Linked DNA regions of Homo sapiens: region 2 is linked to region 1. Evidence: read pairs that join two places in POLR2A ChIA-PET (ENCODE). Cell type or tissue: PC-9. All regions are shown on one strand. Each heading gives the region's core, and the rest is flanking DNA. Links, peaks and the distances in the headings are about the cores only. Region 1 overlaps SNIP1 (Smad nuclear interacting protein 1). Region 2 overlaps THRAP3 (thyroid hormone receptor associated protein 3).

Region 1 (4,395 bases), core at 110-4,109:
AGCTTAAGTGGATGTTTTGGTACAACTTATAGAAAAGGTAAAGGAGACCCCAACATGCATGCACTGCCTTGGTGACCAGGGAAGTCACCCCATGGCTATGGGGAAATTAGCCTAAGGCTTAGCTTTCATTATCACTGTCTCCCCGGGGTGTGCTTGTCAGAGAAATATTCTGCCAAGCCAGATTCGGGTGCCCTCATCTTGCGCAAGTTGGTCACATGGTCACCCAATTCTTGATGGATTTCCCCTGCTCATTCAGGTAATGTGTTTCAGTGAAGTCACACAAATGGGGGTAATTTTGTCGGTGGCCAGTTTGTGCAGTTCCAGTAGTGACTGATTCCCAAGTTTTTCCAAATGTAATGCATGCTCCATCGCATTCAGCCTGCTCTCCCAGTCATCATGGTCTGGTTTCTTGAAGTCCCGAAGGAAGAAGATTCAGCCACCTCATTGGTTCTGCAGCTTCATCAGTTTCTTGGCATGTTCCCTCTCCTCATGAGATTGGTGAAGAAAGTATTTGGCAAAGTTCTTCAAAGCCACATCATTGTGGTCAAAGTAGTAAGACATGGACAGGTAGATGTAGGAGGCATAGAGCTCCACGTTGATCTGGCGGTTGATGGCGGTAGTTCTGGCGCACCTGCGAGGGGGACGCGCAGTCGTCATGGTGGTGGCCACGGTGGCTGTGCGGCGGTGGCTGCACGGCGCTGGAGTGGCGGCGGGGGCCTTGGGACAGTCAGAGGGCCCAGTGAAGAGGTAACAGAGGGCTAGCTATGGGCGGCCAGCCGGAGTGGGGTACGAGTGCCTGGTTCCGTCCAAGCACTGTTGAACCAGGAAACTCCAGGGACTTTCCGCAAAGAACGTCTCATTTTTTTCTTTTTGAAACAAGAATACACAACAACATTTTTGTACATGAATGAAGTCCTTGGGGATCTACATCTATAAGACTTGTTTCTTTCTTTCTTTTTTTTTTTTTTTTTTTGAGACAGAGTCTCATTCTGTCCACCCAGGCTGGAGTGCAGTGGCGTGATCTCGGCTCACTGCAACCTCCGCCCTCCGAGTTCAAGTGATTCTCCTGCCTCAGCCTCCCAAGTAGCTGGGATTACAGGCGCCTGCCACCGCGCCCTTCTAATTTTTTGTATTTTTAGTACAGACAGGGTTTCACCATCTTGGCCAGGCTGGTCTTGAACTCCTGACCTTGTGATCCACCCACCTCAGCCTCCCAAAGTGCTAGGATTGCAGGCGTGAGCCACTTCGCCCGGCCTCTTGTTTCTTTTTTTTTTTTGAGACGGAGTCTCTCTTTGTCGTTCAGGCTACAATGCAGTGGCTCCATCTCTGTTCACTGCAACCTCCACTTCTGGGTTCAAGTGATTCTCCTGCCTCAGCCTCCCGAGTAGCTGGATTACAGGCATGCGCTACCACACCTGGCTAATTTTTGCATTTTTAGTAGAGACGGTTTCACCATGTTGACCAGGCTGGTCTTGAACTCCTGACCGACCTCAAGTGACCTGCCCCCCCCCTTGCCCTCCCAAAGTGCTGGGATTACAGGCGTGAGCCACCATGCCCAGCCTATAAGACTTGTTTCTGCTGCCTCTCATGCTCAGTGGCTTGTTTCCATTTCCTTGTGTGTGTCTAGTATTCTTTAGTATTTGAGCTTATGCTTAGGGCTCAAATCTTTTTTTTTTTTTTACCCCCCTTTGGAGATTTTTTTTCTCATTGGAGATTTTGCCTTGCTTATTGAAAGCCCAACAGTGCATTAAAAATTTAATAAGTATCTAGTTAAATTATAGTGGGAACATCTCTCCAAGTAGCTCATCTGCCAAGTCTATATATAGAAATATGTGGTCTTATTGTGAAACTTGCCCCTTCTCTTTTTTCCCCTCCCATTTAACAATATATTAGATATCTTTCTATGTCATTATCTCATTCTTTTTCATGGCTGTGAAGTATTCCTTTGTATGAATAGATAATAATTTAACCATTCTACCATTGCAGGACATTAGGTTGTTTCCAGTTTTTTTTTTAAATTACGAAATTACAGTAAACACATTCATATGTATGTCTTTGTGCGTTTCTGCTAGTATTTCTGTAGGATTGATTTCTATAAGTGGCATTAGTGGTTGATGAGATTTTGATTAAATAATGTCAAATTGACCTAAATAGGCTATGCTAGTTTATACCTGTACCAGCAGTGGCTGAAAATACCCATTTTTCCTGTACCTTCTTTTTTGACTCTAGATATTATTGATCTTTTTAATTTTACTAATTAAGGAGAGAAAATTCATATTTCTTTTAGAATTTGATGCTTTGGTTATTAGGGTAAGCATATCTTCATGTATTTATTGGACATGTAATTCTTTTTTTTTTTTTTTCAAGACAGGGTCTCTGTTGCCAAGGCTGGACTGCAGTGGTATGATCATAGCTCACTTCAGCCTCGACCTCCTGGGCTCAAGTGATCATCCCACCTCAAATTCCGAAATAGCTGAGATTACAGGTGCATGCTGTCGTGCCTGGCTAATTTTTGTATTTTTTGTAGAAATGGGGTTTTGCCATGTTGCCCTGAGCTTAAGCAGTTCTCCTGCCTTGGCTTCCCAAAGTGCTGGGATTACAGGCGTGACCCACTGTGCCCGGCCCTTGGACATTTATTTCTTCTGAAAATTGTTCATTTTTCTGTTCTTTTTTTATTTTTGAGACAGAGTCTTGCTCTGTCATCCAGGCTGTAGTGCAGTGGTGGAATCTTGGCTTACTGCAATCTCTGCCTCCCAGGCTCAAGCGATCCTCCCACCTCAGCTTTCCGAGTAGCTGGGACTACAGGCATGCACCACTGTGCCCAGCTAATTTTTGTATTTTTAGTAGAGACAGAGTTTCGCCATGTTGCCCAGGCTGGTCTCAAATTCCTGGGCTCAAGCGATCCATCGCCTTGGCCTCCCAAAGTGCTGGGATTACAAGTGTGAGCCACTGGCACCTGACCATTTATCAGTTTCTCTGTTGAATTATTTCTTATTGATATATTAATATGCAGTAGTCTCCCCTTATCTGTGGTTTCACTTTCTGCATCTGAAAATATTAAATGGAAAACTCCAGAAAAAAACAACTCATAAAATTTAAATTGGTCACTATCCTGAGTCACTTGGTATAAACTTCTGCTGTCCCACCAGGAACGTGAATCCTTCCTTTGTCTGGTGTATCTGTGCTGTATGCGCTACCTGCCTGTCCATCACTTAGTAGCCATCCTGATTTTCAGAAAACTGTTGCAGTTTGCAGTGCTTGGATTCAAGTAACCTTTATTTTATTTAGTAGTGGCCCCAAAATGCAATAGTAGTGATTTTGGCAATTAGGAATGCTAAAGAGAAGCTGTAAAGTGCTTCCTTTAAACGAAAAGTTGAAAGTTCTCAACTTAAAGAAATTAAAACAAAAAAAAACTTTTCAAATCATATATTGAAGTTGCTAAGATCGATAGTAAGAATGAATCTTCTATTGTGAAATTGTGGAGAAGGAAAAAGAAATTCATGCTAGTTTTGCTGTTGTACCTCATACTGTAAAAGTTATAGCCACAGTTCACAAGTGCTTAGTTAAGATGGAAAAGGCATTACATTTATGGGTGGAAGACATGAACAGAAATGTGTTGCATTTGATGGCAGTCAGGTTCGGTACTATCCGTGGTTTCAGCCATCCACCATACTTAAAATGTATCCCCCTGGGACTACTGTATGGTTTGTGTTGCAAACATTTTCTACCAGGCTGAATTTTTTTTTTTTTTTTTTTTGAGAAGGAGTTTCACTCTTGTTGCCCAGGCTGGAGTGTAATGGCGTGATCTCGGCTCACTGCAACCTCTGCCTCCCAGGTTCAAGCGATTCTCCTGCCTTAGCCTCCTGAGTAGCTAGGATTACAGGCATGTGCCACCACACCTGGCTAATTTTGTATTTTTAGTAGAGACAGGGTTTCATCATGTTGGTCAGGCTGGTCTGGAACTCCTGACCTCAGGTGATCCACCCGCCTCGGTCTCCCAAAGTGCTGGGATTACAGGCTTGAGCCACCATGCCTGGCCTAGGCTGATTTTCATTGCTATCTTTTTCAAGAAATCATGGTATGTTTCTCCATTTCTTCACATCTTTAAAAAACATTTATTTTAATGAATTTTTACAGATTTCTTCTTATATGTCTTTCATGTTTCTTAAGTTTATTTCTAGGTATTGAATTTTTTTTTTAACTATGGAAGTAGGATTTAAAAACTTACTATTATATTTTCACTTTTGGCATGAGAGAAAGCTAGTTTCTTTCTTTACATATCTTGTACCTGACTACTTAACTCTTAGTTCTATTTTCTGTATATTCTTCCCTGTAAGTTTGCCCATAGTTACCTTTGTTCTGAAAAGGAGGGAATTATTTTTCCTTCTCCTTTCT
Region 2 (4,395 bases), core at 106-4,105, 1.3 Mb after region 1:
TTTTTGCAAAAGTTATAATGTGAACAATGTATATTATCAATTTTTTCAGAGAATTAGAAAAAGAACCGTTGATACAATTTTGATAAATATGCAGTTATGCCTGTAATTTTATTTATTTATTTATTTATTTATTTGAGACAGAGTCTCACTCTGTCGCCCAGGCTGGAGTGCAGTGGCACGATCTCCACTCACTGCAAGCTCCGCCTCCTGGGTTCACGCCATTCTCCTGCCTCAGCCTCCCGAGCAGCTGGGACTACAAGTGCCGGCCACCACTCCCGGCTAATTTTTTGTATTTTTAGTAGAGACAGGGTTTCACCATGTTAGCCAGGATGGTCTCGATTTCCTGACCTCGTGATCTGCCTGCTTCAGCCTCCCAAAGTGCTGGGATTACAGGTGTGAGCCACCGCACTCGGCCCATGTTATTTATTTTTTAAAAAGAAAAAGGCTGGGCACAGTCGCTCACACCTGTAATCCCAGCACCTTGGGACGCCAAGGCGGAGAGATAACTTGAGATCAGGAGTTCGGGACCAGTCTGGCCAACATGGTGAAACCCCGTCTCTACTAAAGATACAAAAATTAGCTTGGCATGGTGGTGTGCAACTGAAGTCCCAGCTACTTAGGAGGCTGAGGCAGGAGAATTGCTTGAACCCAGGAGGCAGAGGTTGCAGTGAGCCAAGATCGCTCCACTTTTCTCCAATGACAAGGTCTTACTCTATACATATTCCTATATACTGTGCTTGAAATTCTCACAGATATAATACTGTTTATCCTCTCATGCACCAGTCTGCCAGCCCCAGGTGCCTTGGAGTTCCATGAAAAAATGGACAAAGATTTACATGCTCTACAACCAGACTCTGGGATTGAATCCAGCTCTATCCCCTTTACTAGCTGTGCAATCCTGGATCTGTTTCATCTTTCCTTGCCTCACTTACATCTGTAAAATGCAGATTATAATCATACCTCCCCCTAGGATTGTAGGGAATAATTAAATGGTTAATACATGGAATGTACTTAGAACGACTGTAAGCACAGATATGCACTCAGGTTACCTCTTATTATCAGATGTACTATAATCTTAAATTTATTCAAAATTGCTACTGACTGAAAAATACGTGATTTTGGTGGGTGTGGGGAGGAAGTAGCGAAAAATAAAAAGTCCTAGCTGGAAAAGCAAATATAACTGTTCAAGGGCTATTAAAATGCAATGATCAAGAGACAAGGAATGAGAGACACATTTACCCAGGGGAAGAACCAAAACATAGCTAGCCTCAAATGCCAAGTAAAAAGAAAAGTAAACTTTATCTCTGCAAATGGGAAGCCACTGCATGTTTCTAAGCAGGCAAACTGTTGGGATAAGGGGATGGATCAGGATGGGCAAGACAAAGTTAGGAAGCTATCACATTTGAGGTGAACAGACCCTGGAACAGAATCATTCAGTCAGCAAGACATGCACCTATCATATTTAAGGTCTTTAAGGAGTTTGTTTACCTGTAAGATTGGGGAAAGGACCCAGGCGTGGTGGCTCACATCTAAAATCCCAGCACTCTGGGAGGCTGAGGTGGGGAGATCACCTGAGGTCAGGAGTTCGAGACCAGCCTGGCCAAAATGGTGAAACCCCGTCTCTACTAAAAATACAAAAAAATTAGCCGGGTGTGATGGCGCAGGCCTGTAATCCCAGTTACTCAGGAGGTTGAGGCAGGAGAATCGCTTGAACCTGGGATATGGAGGTTGCAGTGAACCAAGATTGTGCCAGTGCACTCCAGACCGGGCAACAGAGTGAGATTCTGTCTCAAAAAAAAAAAAAAAAAGATTGGGATGGGGGTGTCACATGCAGAGATCTATATAATACATGTCAGAACTCAGCACCACCAGAGTGGTACAATGGCAAAGGCCACTTACAACTAGAGGAACAAAGTAAGGTTTTCAGGAGGAAGACTTAGTAGTTAACCTGGCTCTGGCCAGGCGTGGTGGCTCACGCCTGTAATCCCAGCACTTTGGGAGGCCGAGGCGGGTGGATCACGAGGTCAGGAGTTTGAGACCATCCTGGCCAACATCATGAAACCCCGTCTCTACTAAAAATACAAAACAAAATTAGCTGGGCGTGGTGGCGTGTGCCTGTAATCCCAGCTACTCAGGAGGCTGAGGCAGGAAAATTGCTTGAACCAGGGAGTCGGAGGTTGCAGTGAGCTGAGATTGCGCCACTGCACTCCAGCCTGGCAACAGAGCGAGACTCTGTCTCAAAAAAAAAAAAAACCCACAAGTAAAATTGTACAGGTAGATATGAGAAAAGGAGCTTTCCTCACTAGGCATCCAATAGCAATGGAAATAGAACTCACAGGAGTGAAATCTGAAACTGCTTTACACATACATGGCATTCAACAAATAACTGACTAGACGTAGAAGTGACGAAGAGGAAAGGAATCAAGGTTTCAAAACTAAGTGACTACGAAATCTAAGAAATCAGTTTGACACTAAGTATAGTAAAGCTAAGAAGAAGGTATAATTTAGATGAAATTTTTAATTCAGTTTTGGATACTTCAGTTTGCTCATGCTGGAGAATCCATGAAGGCACATTCAACCTTTGAAGACTTTTTCTTTTTTTAATTACAAATTGGAAGTAGCTACTAGATTTGACACAGAGTTCAGAAACTTATTTTCAACCAAACTTCCTAATTAGAAATAACATTACCAATTTTGGAAATCTTTAGAAAATTAAAAAGATGCCTATCCAAAATGTCCATATTATGATTCTCCTAGTTAAAGAAAATAAATTAGTAGCTGCTTTGCAGCTTATACTAATCCAATAGCAATTTATAAACACCATTAACAAATGGCAACCCTCTTCCTTCCCACAAGGCCACTTGGTCATTCTTAAGTAGAAAGTTCCTCACAAGCTCACAAGGAGCCCCTCTGCCCGGCCAGCCGCCCCGTCCGGGAGGGAGGTGGGGGGGTCAGCCCCCCGCCCGGCCAGCCGCCCCGTCCGGGAGGGAGGTGGGGGGTTCAGCCCCCCGCCCGCCAGCCGCCCCATCCGGGAGGGAGGTGGGGGGGTCAGCCCCCCGCCCGGCCAGCCGCCCCGTCTGGGAGGGAGGTGGGGGGGTCAGCCCCCCACCCGGCCAGCCGCCCCGTCCGGGAGGGAGGTGTGGGGGTCAGCCCCCCGCCTGGCCAGCCGCCCGTCCGGGAGGTGAGGGGCGCCTCTGCCCGGCCGCCCCTACTGGGAAGTGAGGAGCCCCTCTGCCCGGCCACCGCCCCGTCTGGGAGGTGTGCCCAGCGGCTCATTGAGAACGGGCCATGATGACAATGGCGGTTTTGTGGAATAGAAGGGGGCGAAGGGTGGGGAAAGGATTGAGAAGTCGGATGGTTGCCGTGTCTGTGTAGAAGGAGGTAGACATGGGAGACTTTTCATTTTGTTCTGTGCTAAGAGAAGTTCTTCTGCCTTGGGATCCTGTTGATCTGTGACCTTGCCCCCAACCCTGTGCTCTCTGAAACATGTGCTGTATCCACTCAGGGTTGAATGGATTAAGGGCGGTGCAAGATGTGCTTTGTTAAACAGATGCTTGAAGGCAGCATGCTCCTTAAGAGTCATCACCACTCCCTAATCTCAAGTACCCAGGGACACAAACACTGCGGAAGGCCGCAGGGTCCTCTGCCTAGGAAAACTAGAGACCTTTGTTCACTTGTTTATCTGCTGACCTTCCCTCCACTATTGTCCTGTGACCCTGCCAAATCCCCCTCTGCAAGAAACACCCAAGAATGATCAATAAAAATAAAAAAATAAAAAGAAACCCTCATTTGGGCTCAGAGCAAAAAAAAAAAAAAAAAAAAAAGAAAGTTCCTCACAAAATGCATCTTATTCCCAAACCACTTATAAGCAACATTAGCAGCTTGCCACAATCAGCATTCTATTTTTGTTTTTAGAGATGGGGTCTTACTGTCACCCAGGCTGGAATGCAGTGGCATGATCATAGCAATCCTCCTGCCTCAGCCTCCCAAAGTGGTGGGATTACATGTGCAAGCCACCATGCCCAGTCTATCTCAAAATAAAATAAAATAAGCAATTAAAAAAAAACACTAACTGTGAAAAGCTTTAAAATTTTTAGAAGAAAACAGAAGAGAATATCTGTATGAATTCAGGGTGAGGAAGGATTTCAAACAAAATTCTATAAGTACAAACCATAAAGGTAAAGACTGACAAATCTATCTATATGCCTTAGAAAATCAAAACAGAGGGTGGGCGTGGTGGCTCACGCCTGTAATCCCAGCACTTTGGGAGGGCGAGGCAGGCGGATCACAGGTCAGGAGATCCAGACCATCCTGGCTAACACAGTGAAACCCCGTCTCTACTAAAAATACAAAAAATTAGCCGAGCGTGGTGGCTGGCGCCTGTAGTCCCAGCTA

The links. ChIA-PET counts read pairs that join two places held together with the same protein. Peaks named below come from ENCODE experiments on the same cell type or tissue, not always from the same donor. Only the 100,000 strongest peaks of a DNase experiment are listed, where the experiment ranks them.
Region 2: POLR2A ChIA-PET joins it to region 1 with 27 read pairs; 2 of 35 experiments call an interaction of 5 or more read pairs at or near these places.

Annotation. Positions count from the first base shown.
Region 1 is chr1:37,541,025-37,545,419 of GRCh38, reverse strand. All of the region lies in intron 2 of SNIP1 (Smad nuclear interacting protein 1), which reads left to right. It also overlaps the pseudogene FTH1P1. Among named protein-coding and RNA genes, the nearest start is that of SNIP1, 11 kb to the left of the region's middle. In PC-9, for the core only: no CTCF peak of the experiment used is centred there; no DNase peak of the experiment used is centred there.
Region 2 is chr1:36,242,581-36,246,975 of GRCh38, reverse strand. All of the region lies in intron 1 of THRAP3 (thyroid hormone receptor associated protein 3), which reads right to left. Among named protein-coding and RNA genes, the nearest start is that of THRAP3, 20 kb to the right of the region's middle. In PC-9, for the core only: no CTCF peak of the experiment used is centred there; a DNase peak (open chromatin) is centred at 2,355; H3K27ac peaks cover 2,801 bases.